2 separate regions of the Mus musculus genome follow, and region 2 is linked to region 1. Evidence: chromatin contacts called from ENCODE Hi-C or POLR2A ChIA-PET data. All regions are on one chromosome and are shown on one strand. Each heading gives the region's core, a stretch centred on a gene start or an enhancer-like site at or near the end of the contact. The rest is flanking DNA. Distances are from core to core; before and after follow the strand shown.

What was found. Hi-C counts contacts between places; a loop is a spot of excess contacts on that map. ChIA-PET counts read pairs that join two places held with the same protein, here RNA polymerase II (POLR2A).
Region 2: POLR2A ChIA-PET joins it to region 1 with 29 read pairs in Patski. The contact joins the enhancer-like site here to the promoter of Phldb2 in region 1. A Hi-C loop is called at or near these places in 1 of 37 maps with a recorded cell type or tissue (Patski). POLR2A ChIA-PET finds 5 or more read pairs at or near these places in 1 of 5 experiments (Patski).

What each region holds. Positions count from the first base shown.
Region 1 is chr16:45,841,571-45,845,939 of GRCm38, forward strand. It overlaps Phldb2 (pleckstrin homology like domain, family B, member 2), which reads right to left and starts at 2,808. Exons shown (of 18, transcript NM_153412.4): 1 at 2,638-2,808.
Region 2 is chr16:46,091,542-46,096,040 of GRCm38, forward strand. It overlaps Cd96 (CD96 antigen), which reads right to left. Exons shown (of 15, transcript NM_032465.2): 5 at 3,199-3,254. Among named protein-coding and RNA genes, the nearest start is that of Cd96, 26 kb to the right of the region's middle. Within about 2 kb of position 2,753, at least 1 of the 3 ENCODE cell types and tissues checked has a DNase peak (open chromatin) inside an H3K27ac peak, as active enhancers do.

The DNA of each region.
Region 1 (4,369 bases), core at 1,558-4,057:
CATCTATGAACTGAGAATTGAATTTAGTGATCGCTGAGGCTCCCTTGTGCTCAAATTCAATTTTTAGGCAATTCAAAAGCATAAAGGAAACCTAACAATGTCCTTCATCTCTACAGGATATAGAGACTTCTAGTGCTAAGGACAGAAGGGTCCACGGCAGATGAAAAAGCTTGCGGGATGTGGTATGTGTGAACAACAAGAGTTAAGTAAATTTGTGAAGATCTAAACTAAATCAAGATCCCCAATTTACTAACATCTGCGTGACCTAGGGAAATGCCGTAGAACAGGGTCTGAGACAGATAGCTCTCTGTGTGTTCTAGATGCTAAGATGTGTCCTGGTATATAACAGCATCCCAGATCTCTATTCAATGGAGGCTGATGGAACCTTCCTACCCTCAGCTTCATAACCAAAAGACTTGCCAAGATTCAGACAGCAGGCCACTCCTTCTTCCTGAGAACTACTGCTAAAACACACTTCGGGGCTTTCAAGACAAAGCACACCACTCAAAAGGTGTTTCCCCACATTTAATAATTAAGCTCAGAGAGATTTAATGACAATTTATAAAGCTCAGGTATTCTTGGAAAATGTACAATGTTCCTGTCTTTCCCTGTCACCTGAGGCAACCCCTCTCTGCCAAGGGCTGAAATGTAGCATCCTGTAAGGTCAATTACTATAACCACAATGCCCCAACGGCTTTAAACAATGATGCAAAACTAATAAAGACTCCTGAAGTGAGTTCTCCATTACACTCCACAACCCACCATGCATAGAGCCAACAACACTGAAGAAAGTAACGAAAAGCCCTTCAATCAAGCTCCATCAAGTCAACTTTGGCTTTTCTCCCTTCTCCTGAAAATGCCAGGGGAAGTGACGCACTTTGGCCAGAGTTGTTGAAGAGATGGGCTGCATCTTCACCCACCTTCTTATCTAGCTTTTCTGGCTTGCCCCAAGCAGGGATGCAGCAGATAGCCCTGCTGTCCTTTCTCACCCCAAAAGAGCAGCAGCTGCCAGCTGTGGGGAACCAGACAGAAGCCTGCAAATTGCCTGCCCTGGATGACTGCTCTTAACCAAACATCTCCTTTTGCCATTTGTGAGCGTGCTAGGATTTGCAAACTTCCCTGCCTCTGGAGTAAAAGCTACACCAAGCTAAATGCAAAGGCTCATCTCTCCTCTCTTTTAAAGGCCTTTGTCAATGTTTGGAGACTGCGGAGTTTCTTAATTATACGCAATGTTTAAATTCCACAATGTATTTATAAGGAGAAAGAAAAAAAAACCATTCAGTTAAAAACTTTTAAACAACTAAGTCCAGGAAGGGAACCTCAGGAAAACACAACTGTTACTTTTCAACGAACCTTAAATGGCACATTTAAGGTTCAAATGGCACCAAGCATGTTCTGTTAAAATAGTAGACCACTCTAAAGGATTATTTACCTCAGACCCAATGAATGTGTTGCTAGCCTACCAGGAACTAAGAATTCAAGTGCTCCGAGGGCAAACGTTTAACCCTATGAAACTGTGAACCATATTTGGAACCTTCCATCTAAATTCAGTCGTTTGAAGCCCAGAGGAAAAATAATCTCAAACACACAAGTGAAGCCCAAGTTAGAAGCTTTGTTACAAGCGTCAGAGTTGAACATTTACATCTGTAATTTACATGTTCATACACTGGAGGGGGAAACGTGTGAATATTTACACTAACGGACTCCACATTTTATGTCTCTACTAGACTTACCCTCACAGCTCTGACTGGCTAGGAGACTAGCTGTGTATCCTAGAACACTTGAGATACCACAAAAGGAAGACTTCTAGGGAAGAGGGCTGGGCCGGACGAAAGGATTTCCAGTCTTGGCTAGTCCACATAAAAGACTGTGGGAATCTTCCCTCTTTGAAGTGAGAAAGGTAAAAGAGGAGCCTCTGGAAGGAGGTTGGACTTATAAAGCTCTTTTAAACAGGAAACCCCAATCCGGGAAGGGACAGCCCGTCAGCCTTTTAATTTCCTGCCGGTGGCGGGAGTTAGCTAAGTCCTCCCCGCTTCCAGTGCTGCTGGCAAGGGTGAAGTTACTGAGCGCACCAAGCCAGAGTTCAGCAGGCTCTCTGAGCGGCTGAAGCAGAGGGTCGAAATGCTACCCAGAGTTGCAGCTGCTATCACCACAGAGAAAGAGACCATCACGCCCTCAGTGTGGGATGATAGGGAAACCATAACTGAATCACAGTCAGGAGCTCCTGGAAAGAATCTCGGTCCGGAGGCTCGCCGTGCAGCCTCATTCTAGAAACAAAGTACAACTAGAAGCCGATTTCAGAAAGGTCCTATCTGAGTCCCGTACTCCTCAAGATCCAGCTGTGGATCTTCTTATCCCCGGAATCCAGATCTCTGTCTAAGCAATCCAGACTTTCCGCAAAAGTTGCCTTCGGGACCCTTAATTAAATCCTGCCTTTTCGACCCAATCACTCACGAAAACCTCACCCCTACTGGACACCCCTTCCCCACAATGCCTCCACCCCGCATCGCCGTGCACAATGGAGGACAGAGCACTCTAGGACTGTAAGGTTTAGGCTTTGCGGACCCCTGCCCGGGCTTTTGTCTCTACAGCCTGCAAGGGAAGCAAAGAAAATCTGCGCTCAGGGCGCCCACTCACCAGCTCATCTTTCTCTGGAACTGCAACTCTCTCCTCGGGTCCCGCTGCCCTTGGGCCTGTCCCTTGCCTCCGCCCTCCCTCTCTCCCTGTGTCCTAGTCCGGTCCCCGCCGCTGCCGCAGGCTGCAGCCAGACCCTGCCGCCGCACACCGCGCACTCCGGGCGCCCCTCCCGGTGGGGGCGGCCACCGCCTCCTCTCCGCCCCCGACCTCCGCAGAGAGACGGGCGGCTACCAAGTCGGCTGAGGGGGAGGCTGTGTCCCCAAGGAGCCACCAGGGTGCGCAAAGGCAATGCGGGCCGGCTCCTCCAGGCCCTCTGTAGCCCACTACTCACCTGGGGCGATAAGGTGGCCGAATGCAGGCGGCCACAGAAGGCAGGCACCCTGGGTGCTCTGTGTCACACTCAGCAGAGCCCCTCGGCCCGCGGTGGTGGACTCCTCGAAGCTCCCTCCTGGTCCCGACCCGAGTTTCGAGGCACCGCAGCGGATCCTTGGAGTTCCCAGCTAGGAAGTCCTGGAGCCTAGGTTCTTAGGGAGCTAAGCTGCTGCTGCTTTTACTGCGTTTGGAGTGGCCTGGCCACTCGTCACATCTCTAGGCTCCACTTTCTCAAAGCTACGTTCGCAGCTATGTGCTAGAAACCTTTGTTGTTGGCTTTCTTTTCTTTTCTTTTCTTTTCTTTTCTTTTCTTTTTTTTTTTTAAATAAGGTGGAAATGGGACGAGAGAACACAACACGTCCTGGAGTGCGATTTCCTCCCCAGGACGAAGTTTCTGCTCTGTGAAACTCCAGGTGACTTCACCATAGACTGCTCTCCCCAGGGCAGGTTTACCTGATGCGTCAGAAAAGCAGCTGTGCCAAATGGCAATGGAACCGCCTGGGGTCAGGGCTGGAATCAAGCAGATTTAAAACTCCGTGATACTGATTGCCTTGGAGGGATGTCTCATAAAGGGTTCTGCATTTTCCAACACATTTAACATAACCAGTGGAAGCAATATTAACGTGAACGCCTTTCAGCCTTGCTTCCCTGAGCAGCTAGTCTGTCTTGACGCATGCAAATGTGGATGTTTGTAAAGTTCTGCCCCAGTGGGGTTAAGTCAAAGAAAGACAAGAACCTTGGAGGAACTCGCAAGGTCCAGGACCGGCAAGCTCTTTAATAACAATATGGCCCTAGCAAATTGTTTTAGCTACCACCAAGGATGTCTTCAAGGCTGTAGCAATAGCAACAGGGGTACTAGTGTAGGTACTTCCAGTAGTTAATAAACCTATGCTTCATCTATACACAATGCCTTTAGCTGTGAGAACACGCACTAATAAAATGCATATTTAAAATGTTTTATTGAGCAAAAGTATGACTTTTAAGATTAAATAATGTTTACTATTTATTCCTGCGTGTGCTTTGGTGCATGTGTGTGCACGTGAATCCAAGTAGGAAGGGAAAGCAGAAATGGCCATGAGCCACTCCACAAGGGTTTTGACAGCCAAACTCAGATCCTCTTCAAAAGCTAGACAGCTCTTTGCTGCCAAACAACCTCTCCAGCCCCGAAATTTTGACTTCTAATTTCCATGAGAACCACTCCTATAAGGATGATTTGTGTTTTAGAGCATTCTCAACGCACCACCTCGGTATCCCACGCTATTAAATTCACATGACTTACACCCCATCCTTTCACCTCATCTCCATCAACTTAAAATCATTTATCCCATCTCAATGAAAGGAAAGACACTCTTGAGCCACT
Region 2 (4,499 bases), core at 1,503-4,002, 250 kb after region 1:
TATTTCCTCAGATAAAGGCATGTGATGTGCCCAAGCTATGTGAATACCTTGCTTGGCCTTAGCCTAGAACATTTCTCTGTTCTAAGTATCCCTAGGCCTAGGCCTGGAACCTTCTAGACTCCATACAACCTAATCTTCCAAGTTGACTGATTCAATCCAGCTTCTCTTGGCTGCTCACTGAATTGCTCTGCCTGGCCTCATACTAACTTTGGCAATATGTTCTAATCTTTTGGCTTCTTCACATTCTCCGGTATGTTCTGTCTTCATCTACCCATGTCTAACTTGTTCTCTCTGTAATCTGTTTCTGTAAAACTGTCCAGTAAAAATGACACACACACACACACACACACACACACACACACACACACACACCTCCCTGCCCTGCTCTTTAATAGCCTCTCTTTCCTGTACTGTTCTCATGTGAGTCGGGCATATCCTATTTGACAGACTCAGTCTGTCAAATCTTTCTGTAATTCATCACTTTGTCTGCCTCTCAATTAGACATCACTTGCAAACATGGCTGCTTCCTTCTACAAACTAACATCCTTCATTGTTAGGAATTAAAGGTGTGCAGTAAGGGAGTTTCTATATTACAGCCAGATCACATAGACTTAGAAGGTCTTTAGATATGCTTCCTTTGCAGAGCAGCCATATTGCTGTATTAAAATTCCTCTACAAATAACACTGTATCATAGCTTATAACAGACTGAGTCCCCAGCAAAATCTTACACTGAGGACTATTAAGCATGGGTCTTTAGTACATGGATTCTAACTTAATTCCTTCCTGGGGAATTAGAGGATAGGAAATTACTATGAGTCCTTGTGGGTACCAGGTGACAGGTGCTTTCTAAACCATTTGACCATTCCACCACCCTTATGAAGTTGAAGTCAGCCAGTGCCCCCTTTCACGGATGAAGAAGATAAGGAAGTAAGGCTTTAAGTTTCTCAAGTTATTAGATGGAAAAGTCAAACCCAGTTCCAGCACGTTCTACCATGTCCTAGTTTTCCATTTCTGTATCTAATTTTGCATCCTAGAATTGATCACAGAGTAGATGTAGGAAGGTACAAGCAGAAGAAGGAATTGGTGAAGCTGGGTGAGTGAGATTCATAAGTGATTAGGGAAAATATACCTGAGATATCTACTGTGGGCCATGGACTCCAGAACTGTGTATAACTAATTTTCCTAATGATCTTATCAAATATTTACTATCCCAAGGTTTCAGAGGCTCACAGTGGTTAACTATTTGCTGTGGATAGATAACCAGTAACAGTTGGATTGTACTTCAGTATGCATGTTATAGGATCAAGGCACTACTTCTTCTCATTGTCCCATCCTCCCTGGATGTATGCTTCAATGCATTCCAGCTCAGCCTCTTGTTAGTTACTCAGCCAAGCATTCTGGGCTTCAGGCTTTAATTTCCCATCTATAAAATAACAGATGCTCTATTTTGGAGCCTGGCTGAAAGCAAAACAAGAGCATATTAAAATGCTTGGAATAGTTAGTGAGTTATTAAAGATATAGCACCAGAACTCTATTAGAGTAAGGGTTTAGTAATATTTGGCAAGATTTTCAAGCATCTCAAGACCTGCCATGGTTACATGAAGCTGGAGAGAGATAAATATTCACTGATTTCTCAGGGAATCATGCCTGGCCCCTTCTTTCCCCAGCCAACTTGCATGGGTACTGAAGGGGAAATTTTACGACTTGTGAAATGCAAGGCGGAGCATTCCTTTTTAAATTTTCAGCTGGGATTCTTGGACCTGATTTTATTGTTTCATATCTGCTCTGATGTCATCTTACTCAGAATCACTGGCTCCAAGCATCTGCAAGAGGTTCTAAGAAGAAGCAAAAACATCTATTGATATCTGTATTGTTGGGTTATTTGTTTTATTGAAGCCACTAAAATGAGTGAAGCCCATTGATAAACTTAGGACTTAATTGGAACAGAACTTAAATGATTAAATCTGTCCTTATTATGTTAAACATTATAATACCAATTAATAGACACAGATACTTGGATAATATATGTTATGGTCATTCAGGGTCAACACACAGAATTTGAGTTATGGTTTATACGAAGCTATGGAACTACATTACTGATATCCAGAAGAACAAAAATCATAATATTCTCAGGGTGAAAAGCAGGTAAAATATATTTTTTTCATACCACGTAACAGAAAATACATGAGAATGTTTATTTTACTTTGGGTTTTGAAAAGCTTAGGTGAAGTCACAAGACAGCAAATTAAAACAGGCAATAGTGTTGTGGGTCATGGTGGTGCATGCCTTTAATCCCAGCACTTGGGATTCAGAGGCAGTGTGAGGTTTACAAAACAAGTTCCAGGATAGCACAAGCTACACAAAGAAAATGTGTATTAAAAAACCTAACCAAAACAAAACAAAAAACAAAAAAACAAAAAACCAAAAAACCAAAAGCAAACAAAAAAACCAAAACCACACTCCCCCCAGAATAGCATTGCTAACAGCAGCAATATTTATTGACCATTTTCCTTCATGCCACATACTCCTTTAAGAATTACTCAGACATTGATTTCATTATTGACCACAACAAGCAGATATTATTATTTGGTATGTCATATAAATGGAGAACTGACTACAGAGAAATGAAGTAATGTGTTCGGATGCAGTGACTAGAGGCCAAGAGCTACTCTGAAGGGGCAAACTCAGAGCATCGTGTTCTGCTTCTCCCTTTCTCCCGCCCTTTCTCTTATTGCCAGGGAAATAGGCAGGTTTGGGAGGAGGACGGGAGGGCCCCATTCCTCTTCTCAAGGCAATGGGAAGGAGAACTCGGGAGAATAACAAATTAAAAGTCAACTTCCACCAGGACTCACACTGGTTTTTGTCCCACTTTCCCTCAGTTTTTAATCTCAGAGACATTTAAACAATTGAACCCCCTTTCTACACACACACACACACACACACACACACACACACACACACACACACACACCAGGAAAGTAAGACCTAAGGCCTCAGCCCACGCCTTCTGAGAGCAGTAAGTCAAAGCCAGGATTTCTCTGCAGTTTCCAGTCACCTCAGCTTGCCTTCACAGCAGCAGTTAAGTGGCTAAGGGCCAAGGAATAAGGTCTTTTGAGGGAATGTTCCTGGCAGCCAGGCAATCTGACACAGCTTGGCATGTAATAGTATGGGTATTCAAAGAATTCGCTGTGACTCACCTCTCCTAAGACATCCATGGTGCTGTTTTCCACAGTCATGAGGATTTCTGGTTTAGCTTAAAAGCAAATAAGGCACAGTTAGTGTCACTGAAGTCTATACTATGTGTGTGTGTGTGTGTGTGTGTGTGTGTGTGTGTGTGTGTGTGTGTGTAAGCATTCCATGGTACACAAAAATACATACAAATTTAGTGTTTTCATGGATGGGAAGAGTAGTTATAATTGCCTTTTCAAAAGTCTGAGAAGGGGCAGCTAGAATAGAGGAAAGAAATCCACTGGGAGAAAGGGATGTGTGTGCAGGAAGGAAATGTTTCACTTCTAGAACCCTGAGGGAATCAGAGAAACACTTGATTGCTGTTTGGCTTGCTTGGCACTAACACGTATCAGGAGATGGTTTTGTTGCCATGCTACAAATTGCAAGTTCCTGGAAGTCTTCATCACCAGAGCTTTGCGCATGGACACTGAAGACTGAAGCACCTCCGAGCTTGTTCTTGTTACAGCAGCAGACCCAGCCTTCTATGAACCTCTTGAAAGACTGTTGCCATTCTTTGTCCCAGGTGGTTTACCTGCCTGCCTGCTCAGCAGTGACTTCTGGTTGCCGAAAGCTGCTGCTGGGCCTATTTATGATCCCTTGCCTCTGGATTCATTGAGAATATGAGGAGGGAAGGAAGAAGGAGATAATGTAACAGACGGGAAGTCAGGGGGAAAATATCCTGGCTTCATTGCCCTGCATTTGAGACCTCAAATAGGATTAATAAAATATGTGTGTGTGTTTGTGTGTGTGTGTGTGTGTGTGTGAGAGAGAGAGAGAGAGAGAGAGAGAGAGAGAGAGAGAGATTGCTCATAAGGACCATGGTGATCAGAGGATCACTTTTGGGAGTTTGAATCTCTTTCCACCTTGCATTCTGGCAATCAAACTCAGGCCAGAACTCTGGGTTTGTGTGTAAGTGTTTTTTACCCAGTGAACCACCTCACCAGCCCCTGATATGTGTTCTGTGCCATAGTTCAGAGCTCTCTGCAAGACTGATCTTCAGGCTGGAAGAAGTAACTGGTATGATTATGCACATACATTATCCTCCTTCCCCTCTTGGGCTCAGGTTTCTCCCCTGTGCTGTGTCTCTAGGGTGACTTTGCAAATCATTATTAGGACTATTTCTAGTGTCCACATGTAATTTAATTGGAGTTAACTTTTCTTACACCATGTCCTGATCATATTTTCCCTTCCCCAACCCCTCAGATCCTACCCACCTAACTCCACAGCCTTTTATTCTCTTCCTTTAGAAAACAGTCAGATGAACAAAACA